3 separate regions of the Homo sapiens genome follow, and all the other regions are linked to region 2. The links are chromatin contacts, found by Hi-C or POLR2A ChIA-PET in ENCODE. All regions are on one chromosome and are shown on one strand. Each heading gives the region's core, a stretch centred on a gene start or an enhancer-like site at or near the end of the contact. The rest is flanking DNA. Distances are from core to core; before and after follow the strand shown. Region 1 has its middle 39 kb from the start of MAS1. Region 2 has its middle 110 kb from the start of SLC22A3. Region 3 overlaps SOD2 (superoxide dismutase 2).

Region 1 (2,903 bases), core at 1-2,500, 530 kb after region 2:
TATATTTCACATTTTGCTGATCCATTCACTCGTTGACACGTGTTTGGTTTGTTTGCACCTTTTGGCTACTGTGAATAATGCTGTTATGAACATTGATGTATAAGTATGTGTACAAGTCCGTGCTTTCAGCTCTTTTGGGTATATGCCTATGAGTAAAACTGGTTGTTCATATGGTAATTCTATGTTTAACTTTTTGAGAAACCACTCCATGTGTTCACAGCAACCATACCGTTTTACATTCCCACCAGCAACTGGTATCTATGAGGGTTCCGATTTCTCCACATCCATGCCAACATTTGTTATTTTTCTTCTTTAATAACAGCCACAGGTGTGAAGTGGCCCACTGTGGGCTCTGGCATAAATTTAGCCTGAACACATCAAGTTTCTGCACAGTGTCCTTATTGAGACAGTGCCTCAGTTGTCACCCTTGTAGCCTTTTTTCAGCCCAGGCTTTCTCTCCTTTTCCAAACCAGTTTGTTTTTATTGGCTTTTGGAAGTTTCACCAGTTCTCAGAGAGAAGGTTTGTATTCTTTTGATAGAATGAGCTTAATGAAATGTCATAAGATCAGAGATGCAGAAAGAAACCAAGAAAGAGCTTTTTACTTTGATGTGTAGGAGTGTGAACACTGATGGGGCAGGAGCCCTTTCCAGTCTCATCTGGAGGCACAGCAGCAGGGGTGGCCTGGGCCCCAGTAGCAACTGCAGCATTGGCTACCAGTGGGCCAGTTGGGTACCAACCTGAATGTCCAATAACTGGACAAACATACTATGACCATAGAGTGTAATTTCATGCTAGCATTAAATATGCTTCAAAAACATATTTAATGACACAGGAAAGGCATATGACTTAACTTAGGTGCAAAAACCTGAATACAAAGCAGTAATGATGTTCAATATTATAAACATGCCCTTTAAAAGACTAAGAAAAAGTACATCAAAGTGTTAGCACTTATCTATGATATAGGTCACTTTTAAGTCTCTATTTTCCTGTTCCCAGATGATTTATGATAAGCATTTCACATATTTTAATCAGAAAACAAGAAAAACATTTTTAAGCAAACACACCAGTGGCTGTAGTGGGTGCACTAAACTGGCTGCTAGCCAGGGAAAGCACGTGGAACCGCCTGGAACTCTGCCAGGGAAAATCCAGAACGGGGATGGTGGCCGAGAGGATTCAGCTATTTTTATAACTGCTGCCACCGTTACCTGAGCCCTCGCTTCCCTCTCCAGCCTGGTGTGGTGTAGACAAGCAAGGGTGACAAAGAGTTTACAGCAAACATACAACCGCAAGCTCATTGCCACCTCGTAATAGAAAGAACCCCAGAATTAGGGAAAGCACCATTAGCTACTGAGATGTTTACTGATGAAAGACTCTCCTCTTTTTCCTCCATAGCAGTTATATAAATGAGCCAGACGTGGCCTCGTGTGTTGGCCTACAATGTTGTTTAGGCCTTCACAGCAGGCTAGACCACTAGCTCAAAGCCCACTGGCACCAAACTCAAATTCTTCCACATTGATTGCTTTAAATATAGTCCAGAGAAATCTATTTTTGGCAATTTGGAGCCTACCTACTTTACATAGCCCACAAAACTGTGCCCAACATCTGCTAAGCCACAGGTAAGATGAACCTTGTTCCTATGAACTACGCTGTATTAGTCTTTATATTAACATAATGTCATATATGTACATACATGATAGAATGTATATACAGTCATGTGTCACTTAACTACAGGGCTATGTCATTAGGCGATTTTGTCATTATGCAAACATCAGAGTGAAGGGTATTTTAAAAGTTATTTAAGTGGTACACCTGTACAGGGCACTTACCACGAATGAAGCCTGCAGGACTAGAAGTTGCTCTGATGTCAGTGAGTGAGTGGTGAGTGAATGTGAAGGCCTAGGACTGTACCGCACACTATGATAGACTTTATGAGCACTGTACACTTAGGGAACACTACATTTATTTCTTCAATAATAAATTAACCTTACTTTACTGTAACTTATTCACTTAATAAACTTTTTAATTTTTTTGTAACTTTTTGGCTCTCCTGTAATAATATTCAGCTTAAAACACAAACATACTGTACAGCTATACAAAATACTTTCTTTATATCCCTATTCTATAAGCTTTTTTCTATTAAAATTTTTTTTTCACTTTTTATTAAAGACTAAGACACAGACACACACATTAGCCTAGGCCCATGTAGGTTCAGGATCATCCATATCACTGTCTTCCAACTCCACATCTTGTCCCACTGGGAGGTCCTCAGGGGCAATAACATACATGGAGCTGTCGTCTCCTATGGTCACAATGCCTTCTTCTGGATGCCTCCTGAAGGGCCTGCCTGAGGCTGTGTTATAGTTAATTTTTTAATAAATAGGTGCACACTCTAAAATAACAATAAAAAGTATAGTATGGTAAATACATAAACCAGTAACATAGTTGCTTATTATCATTATCAAGTATTGTGTACTCTACATAACTGTATATGCTATACTATTATATGATTGCAGCTCAGTAGGCTTGTACACACAAGCAGCACCACAAACACATGAATCAAGTGTTGCATTACAACATTACAGAAGCAATGATGTCACCAAGCAATAGCGATTTTTCAGCTCCATTATAATCTTAAGAAATCACCATCATATATGAGGTCCATCATTGACCAAAATGTCATTATGCAGTGGATAACTGCACATATTCTAATATATTATATACACAGGTATCTATACATATATACACACACTATATATATTCTGTATGTGTACTCACACAATATATGTTATATAACATATATTTATATATATTTATATATGTTATATATATAATATTTATATATGTTATATATATAATATTTATATATGTTATATATATATAATATTTATATATGTTATATATA
Region 2 (2,700 bases), core at 5-2,504:
TTCAGTGTCTAGCATGGGATGCATGAAAAAGAAATTTACAGTCATTCGGATAAAAAACCTTTCTCTTCTGCAGCTGAGAAGTATGAAAAATATACGAACAGCAGGGCACAGCTAAGCATGTGGTGCACATTGTAAACCTACAGATGGCCATCCTAGGAATTCAGTGAAGGGTAGTGCAGCTCTTTAGCCCCAAATGGCCTTTCTCCTAAGATTATTCCTCACGATTCACATTAGCATCATTGCTTAGAGACTGTTTGTTGGGTTCCCTCTTCATTGCTCCAAGACTCTTGTTGGGAGTATGAGGCTTGGATCAGGGTAAGTGGAGTTGACATTAGATCTTAAACAACTGGGATAACAAATCCATGGGTATTTCTGAAAAAACAAAAAGCCACTTGGACTTGTCCCCTATTTTACTTTCTGCTGACCAATCAACTTGTCTGTCCTAGTTACAGAAAGCTGTCCTGGACTTTTCATTTGTATAATTTGGTTGCTTGTGGTTGGGTCTGCCATGTGGAAGAACCTTGAGCTGGGGGAAGCAGCTTGGCCTCCAAGTCCACTGAAGACCACCATTCCAAGATTTCCTGGGGAGGCGGTACAGGGCAGTGATGAAGATTATGGGAGCCACACTGCCCAGCTTCGCATTTGGGACACTCCTGGGGAGAGCAAGAGGGAAGAATGAGAGGTTAGGGTGATAGTAAAGATTCTACTTGGCCAATATTATTGTATTGTGGCATTGTGGTCTCTGGATTTAGTGTGAGTTGATAGCTGACCTTTTCCTTGAGTGGGTGTTTTTGTTTGTTCTGCAGAAGCATCTTGGTGGCTCCTCTACCTGAAAGTCCCTCGATGGGGTCAGTTCCAGTTCTCCACTTCTGGCCCCGTCTGGTACATGCCACTGCCTCTCACTGCCTGGGCTCTCTATCCTTGACAGGCTGCCTTGAAGTTGAGCCCACACTGACTTTCTTGCCTCAGACCCCACTACTGTGCCTGGGACTCATGCACCTTTGACTCCTATGGTAGGAAAGTGCAGTAGCTTCCCAGGTGCATTTCTGCTGTCCTCACCCACATAAAGGTTGTATGAGAATCGAGTTCTTAAAGATTGGAGAAAGAAGGAAGAATGGGAGCAAGATTTTTCCCAATGGACTGTGAGGTCCCCCACCTAACCTTGATGTAAGACAAGTGAGGTTAACCCCAAGCCTTGTGAGAAGGGTTCCCATAAGACACTTGGAAATCCTCAGAACTGTTTCCTACAGAAGGATGTGGTTGGTGGGTTTGGTTTCCTGCAGAAGGATGTGGTTTATTCAGGTTTGACTCATGCTTGAGAAATCTAGAGACTCTGGTGGAGAATGATTTTAATAGCTAGTTCATTTCCACTAAGACATTCAGTATAAATAATAAGTAAAAATAAATAGAAACATTCAGTTTTATTTTAAATAGTAGGAGCAGGTACCATAATTTCTGTAGTTACTCTTTTAGTACAATGATGCATGTATACTGTGTGTAAGGCATATTAGCAGAAATTGAGTTCAGCACTAGGGAAGATGATTTCATTCCATGCAATGTTTCTTTAAAAAAAAAAAAGACTTATATAGATAGATTCTCAGAACAGCCCATGGCAAATGGACAGTTATTTGGAAAACTCAGGTTCCAAATTCACTGGAGTGTAGAATCTCTGGTTGGTTGGGGAGGAAATTCCTCTTGCAGTTGTTATTAATAATTATGTGAATATTATTAACTATATTAATGTTTATAATTTTGAAGACCTTGAAGGACTGGAGACAGAGAAGCATTTTTGAACACCCTCTGTAGCCTATGCACTGTTGTAGGCATTGATGGGTGGTACCAAAGATGGGACACTGTTCCTACCTCCAGAGATCTTGCAGGCTGGCTGCAGAGAGAAGGCAGAGAGGAGGTAAAAGAAAAATAAAGGCACATGTGTGTAAGTCACCCCAATGACAGTCAGTTAGTCATGGGAGGCTCCCCAGAGGAGCTGTCCTGAAGCTGGCTGAGAGAAGGCAACATTTCAACTTAGGACAGTAATCCTTGCTACATACAATCACACACACACATACACACACACACACACGTGCACACACAGACTCACATGCAAAAGAAACCTTCATGCCTTTCTGTAAACTTTATGTGGGTTAGATGGGGATGGTGATGAGGATGATGATGGGAAGGATGACATCATGTTCTAAACATTGTTCGGAATAACAATGACGAATAACTATTTGTGCCAATCAAGGTCTTCTCAGAAAAGATCTCATTCTAATGCTGAACTATACCAATTTCTTTGATCACTTCTCCAACAAAATAATTAGAAAGCGCTTATATTTCCTTGAAAGGAGAGCATCCTGTGTTGTTTACTACCACTTTTGAAACCTAGAAAAAAAATCTAAAAGTTGTTTATAATTTTACTGTTTAATTTCACCTTTGAAATATCAAAAACTCAGTGCTTGGAATTTGTCCTAAATTAATTGACAAAATTGCCAACTTGGACTCAAATGCGACTTCTTTCCCACCTTGTGCCACAGCATCCTCTTCATTTGATTGTGGGAAGCCTCAAGTGGAGCCAAAGAAATGTCCCAGAAGCATTGTAGGGGGTTGTGTGGCCCACCCACATTCCTGGCCCTGGCAAGTCAGTCTTACAACAAGGTAAGAACAGGCCCAGAAACCAACTATATTGTCCTTCCACACAAG
Region 3 (2,700 bases), core at 195-2,694, 780 kb after region 2:
TGCAGATCTGCTGACTTATATAAAGCTTTTTGATTCCTACTAAGCTTTAAGATTTAAAAAATGTTCAATGTTGAAATTTCTGTGGGGCTCTATTTTTGCTTTGGCTTTCTGGTGAGAGAGTGAGGAAGCATTCTTTCCTTCACTAAGTTTGTCTTTCTTGTCTTCTGGATAGATTGATTTTAAGAGACTAAGGGAATTTACAAACTAAAGATTTTAGTCATCTGGTGGAAAAGGAGACTTTAAGATTGTTTAGGGCTGGGCGGGGTGACTCACATCTGTAATCCCAGCACTTTGGGAGGCCAAGGCAGGCAGAACACTTGAAGGAGTTCAAGACCAGCGTGGCCAACGTGGTGAAACCCTGTCTCTACTAAAAATACAAAAATTGTTTAGCTCTGTTTTTCATAATAGAAATAGAAAAGGTAAAATTGCTTTTCTTCTGAAAAGAACAAGTATTGTTCATCCAAGAAGGGTTTTTGTGACTGAATCAGCAGTGCCTGCCCTAGTCATAGCTGTGCTTCAAAAACCTCAGCATGATTAGTGTTGGAGCAAAACAAGGAAGCAAAGCAAATACTGTTTTTGAAATTCTATCTGTTGCTTGAACTATTTTGTAATAATTAAACTTTGATGTTGAGAAATCACAACTTTATTGTACACTTCATTGCAACTTGAAATTCATGGTCTTAAAGTGAGATTTGAATTTCTATTGAGCGCCTTTAAAAAAGTAATACCAAACCATAAAGTTAAAATCTATGTATATTGAGTCATATCTAAAACCACGTATAAACATAAATTGTATTTCCTGTTTTAATTCCAGGGGAAGTACTGTTTGGGAAAGCTATTATTAGGTAAATGTTTTACAAATTACTGTTTCTCACTTTCAGTCATACCCTAATGATCCCAGCAAGATAATGTCCTGTCTTCTAAGATGTGCATCAAGCCTGGTACATACTGAAAACCCTATAAGGTCCTGGATAATTTTTGTTTGATTATTCATTGAAGAAACATTTATTTTCCAATTGTGTGAAGTTTTTGACTGTTAATAAAAGAATCTGTCAACCATCAAAGAGGTCTGCATTATGCTTGCATGTCAAAAACTTTAAAAATCCTATAATCTTCTGTCATTTTCACTGAGTTTCCATGGGAAAGGAATAGTAAATAATGGGTAGTTGAAATATTACTCTTAAGACCAAGACCTGTATCTCCAGTCATATCTGTAATAACATCATCTGATAACCTAAAAGCATAGTATTAGGGATATACGACAAAACCAAAGTGTTTTTGCTGTTGTCACATACCACTCAATACTTTTACACCAGGTTGTCCAGTGGACACCAGCTGGATGTCCTATAATTCAATTCTGACACTGTCTACCTGGAATTGGAGTCAGATCCCACAGGTGGAGGGCTCAGCCCACAAGACTGCCCCCACTCCAGATACCAATCGCAAGTCCCTATACTTCTGACTGGCTATAAAGTGGGGTTCCCGTGACCCTTTCCTTGGTTTTGATTTATTTGCTAGAGCAGCTCCCAGAACACAGAGAAACACTCTACTTATGTTTACCCATTTTTAATTTTATTACTTTATTAAAACTACATATTGGTTACAATACTAATTTATTGTAAAGGATATTTCATTTATTTATTTTTTTATTTAGAGATGGAGTCTCACTGTGTCACCCAGGCTGGAGTGCGGTGGCACAGTCTCAACTCACTGCAACCTCCACCTCCTGAGTTCAAGCGATTCTCATGCCTCAGCCTCCCAAGTAGCTGGGATTACAAGTGTGCACCACCATGCCCAGCTAATTTTTGTATTTTTAGTAGAGATGGGGTTTCACTCTGTTGGCCAGGCTGGTCTCAAACTCCTGACCTCAAGTCATCCACCCACCTCAGCCTCCCAAAGTGCTGAGATTACAGGTGTGAGCCATTGCCTCTGGCTTGTAAAGGATATTTCAAAGAATACAGATGAACAGCCAGATGGAAGAGATGCACAGGGCAAGGCATGTGGGAAGGGGTATGGAGCTTTCATGCTCTCTCCACGTCATCAGCTACCCAGAAGCTCATCTGGACCCCGACCCTTTGGGGTTTTACGGAGGCTTCATTATGTCAGCATTACCATTGGCAATTGGCGATTAACTCAACCTTCAGCCTCTCTCCCCTTTCTGGAGGTTGGGGGTTGAGGCTGGGAGTCCAAACCCTCCAATCTTGCCTTGGTCTTTCTGGTAAGCAGCCCCCCGTCCTGAAGCTACCTAGAGGCTCCCAGCCACCAATCATTTCATTGGCAAACCAAAGATACTTCAAGGGGTTTAGGAGCCAAGAGACCAAGCAAGGATTGAGACAATATATATATTTCTTATAAATAACATGATCACAAATAGTATTTTATATATTTCTCATAATAGCTGGTTGTGGTTACTCACACCTATCATCCCAGCTACTAAGAAGCTAAGGCAGGAGGATCACAGGCCCAGGAGTTTGCAGCTGTAGTGAGCTATGATTGTGCTACTGCACTCCAGCCTGGGTGACAGTGTGAGACCCTGTCTCTTAAAGTTCTTGTAACATCTTAGAACATTAACCAACCACAGATTATTGCCTTAACTCTGAAAAATAAAGTAATCATACTTTTACAAGATGTATTTTACATAAAGTTCTGGTGATATTTTACTCTGGTCATTGGAATATAGGAGCTTACCACCTGGTACCA

Evidence for each region. A loop is a pair of places that touch in the nucleus more often than their neighbours do. ChIA-PET counts read pairs that join two places held with the same protein, here RNA polymerase II (POLR2A). Pooled maps may share reads with other maps.
Region 1: a map with no recorded cell type shows a loop between it and region 2 (13-fold over the local background). The contact joins two enhancer-like sites. A Hi-C loop is called at or near these places in 1 of 168 maps with a recorded cell type or tissue (dorsolateral prefrontal cortex), 16 of 37 single-sample maps with no recorded cell type and 19 of 50 pooled maps. POLR2A ChIA-PET finds 5 or more read pairs at or near these places in 1 of 52 experiments (OCI-LY7).
Region 3: a pooled map shows a loop between it and region 2 (4-fold over the local background). The contact joins two enhancer-like sites. A Hi-C loop is called at or near these places in 1 of 168 maps with a recorded cell type or tissue (CD8-positive, alpha-beta T cell) and 2 of 50 pooled maps. POLR2A ChIA-PET finds 5 or more read pairs at or near these places in 1 of 52 experiments (activated CD8-positive, alpha-beta memory T cell).

Annotation. Positions count from the first base shown.
Region 1 is chr6:159,928,323-159,931,225 of GRCh38, reverse strand. No RefSeq gene overlaps it. Among named protein-coding and RNA genes, the nearest start is that of MAS1, 39 kb to the right of the region's middle. Within about 2 kb of position 1,250, at least 4 of the 41 ENCODE cell types and tissues checked have a DNase peak (open chromatin) inside an H3K27ac peak, as active enhancers do.
Region 2 is chr6:160,461,210-160,463,909 of GRCh38, reverse strand. No RefSeq gene overlaps it. Among named protein-coding and RNA genes, the nearest start is that of SLC22A3, 110 kb to the right of the region's middle. RefSeq lists an enhancer at 923-972. Within about 2 kb of position 1,254, at least 3 of the 41 ENCODE cell types and tissues checked have a DNase peak (open chromatin) inside an H3K27ac peak, as active enhancers do.
Region 3 is chr6:159,677,480-159,680,179 of GRCh38, reverse strand. SOD2 (superoxide dismutase 2) reads left to right here. Exons shown (of 5, transcript NM_000636.4): 5 at 1-2,700. Among named protein-coding and RNA genes, the nearest start is that of SOD2, 14 kb to the left of the region's middle. Within about 2 kb of position 1,444, at least 2 of the 41 ENCODE cell types and tissues checked have a DNase peak (open chromatin) inside an H3K27ac peak, as active enhancers do.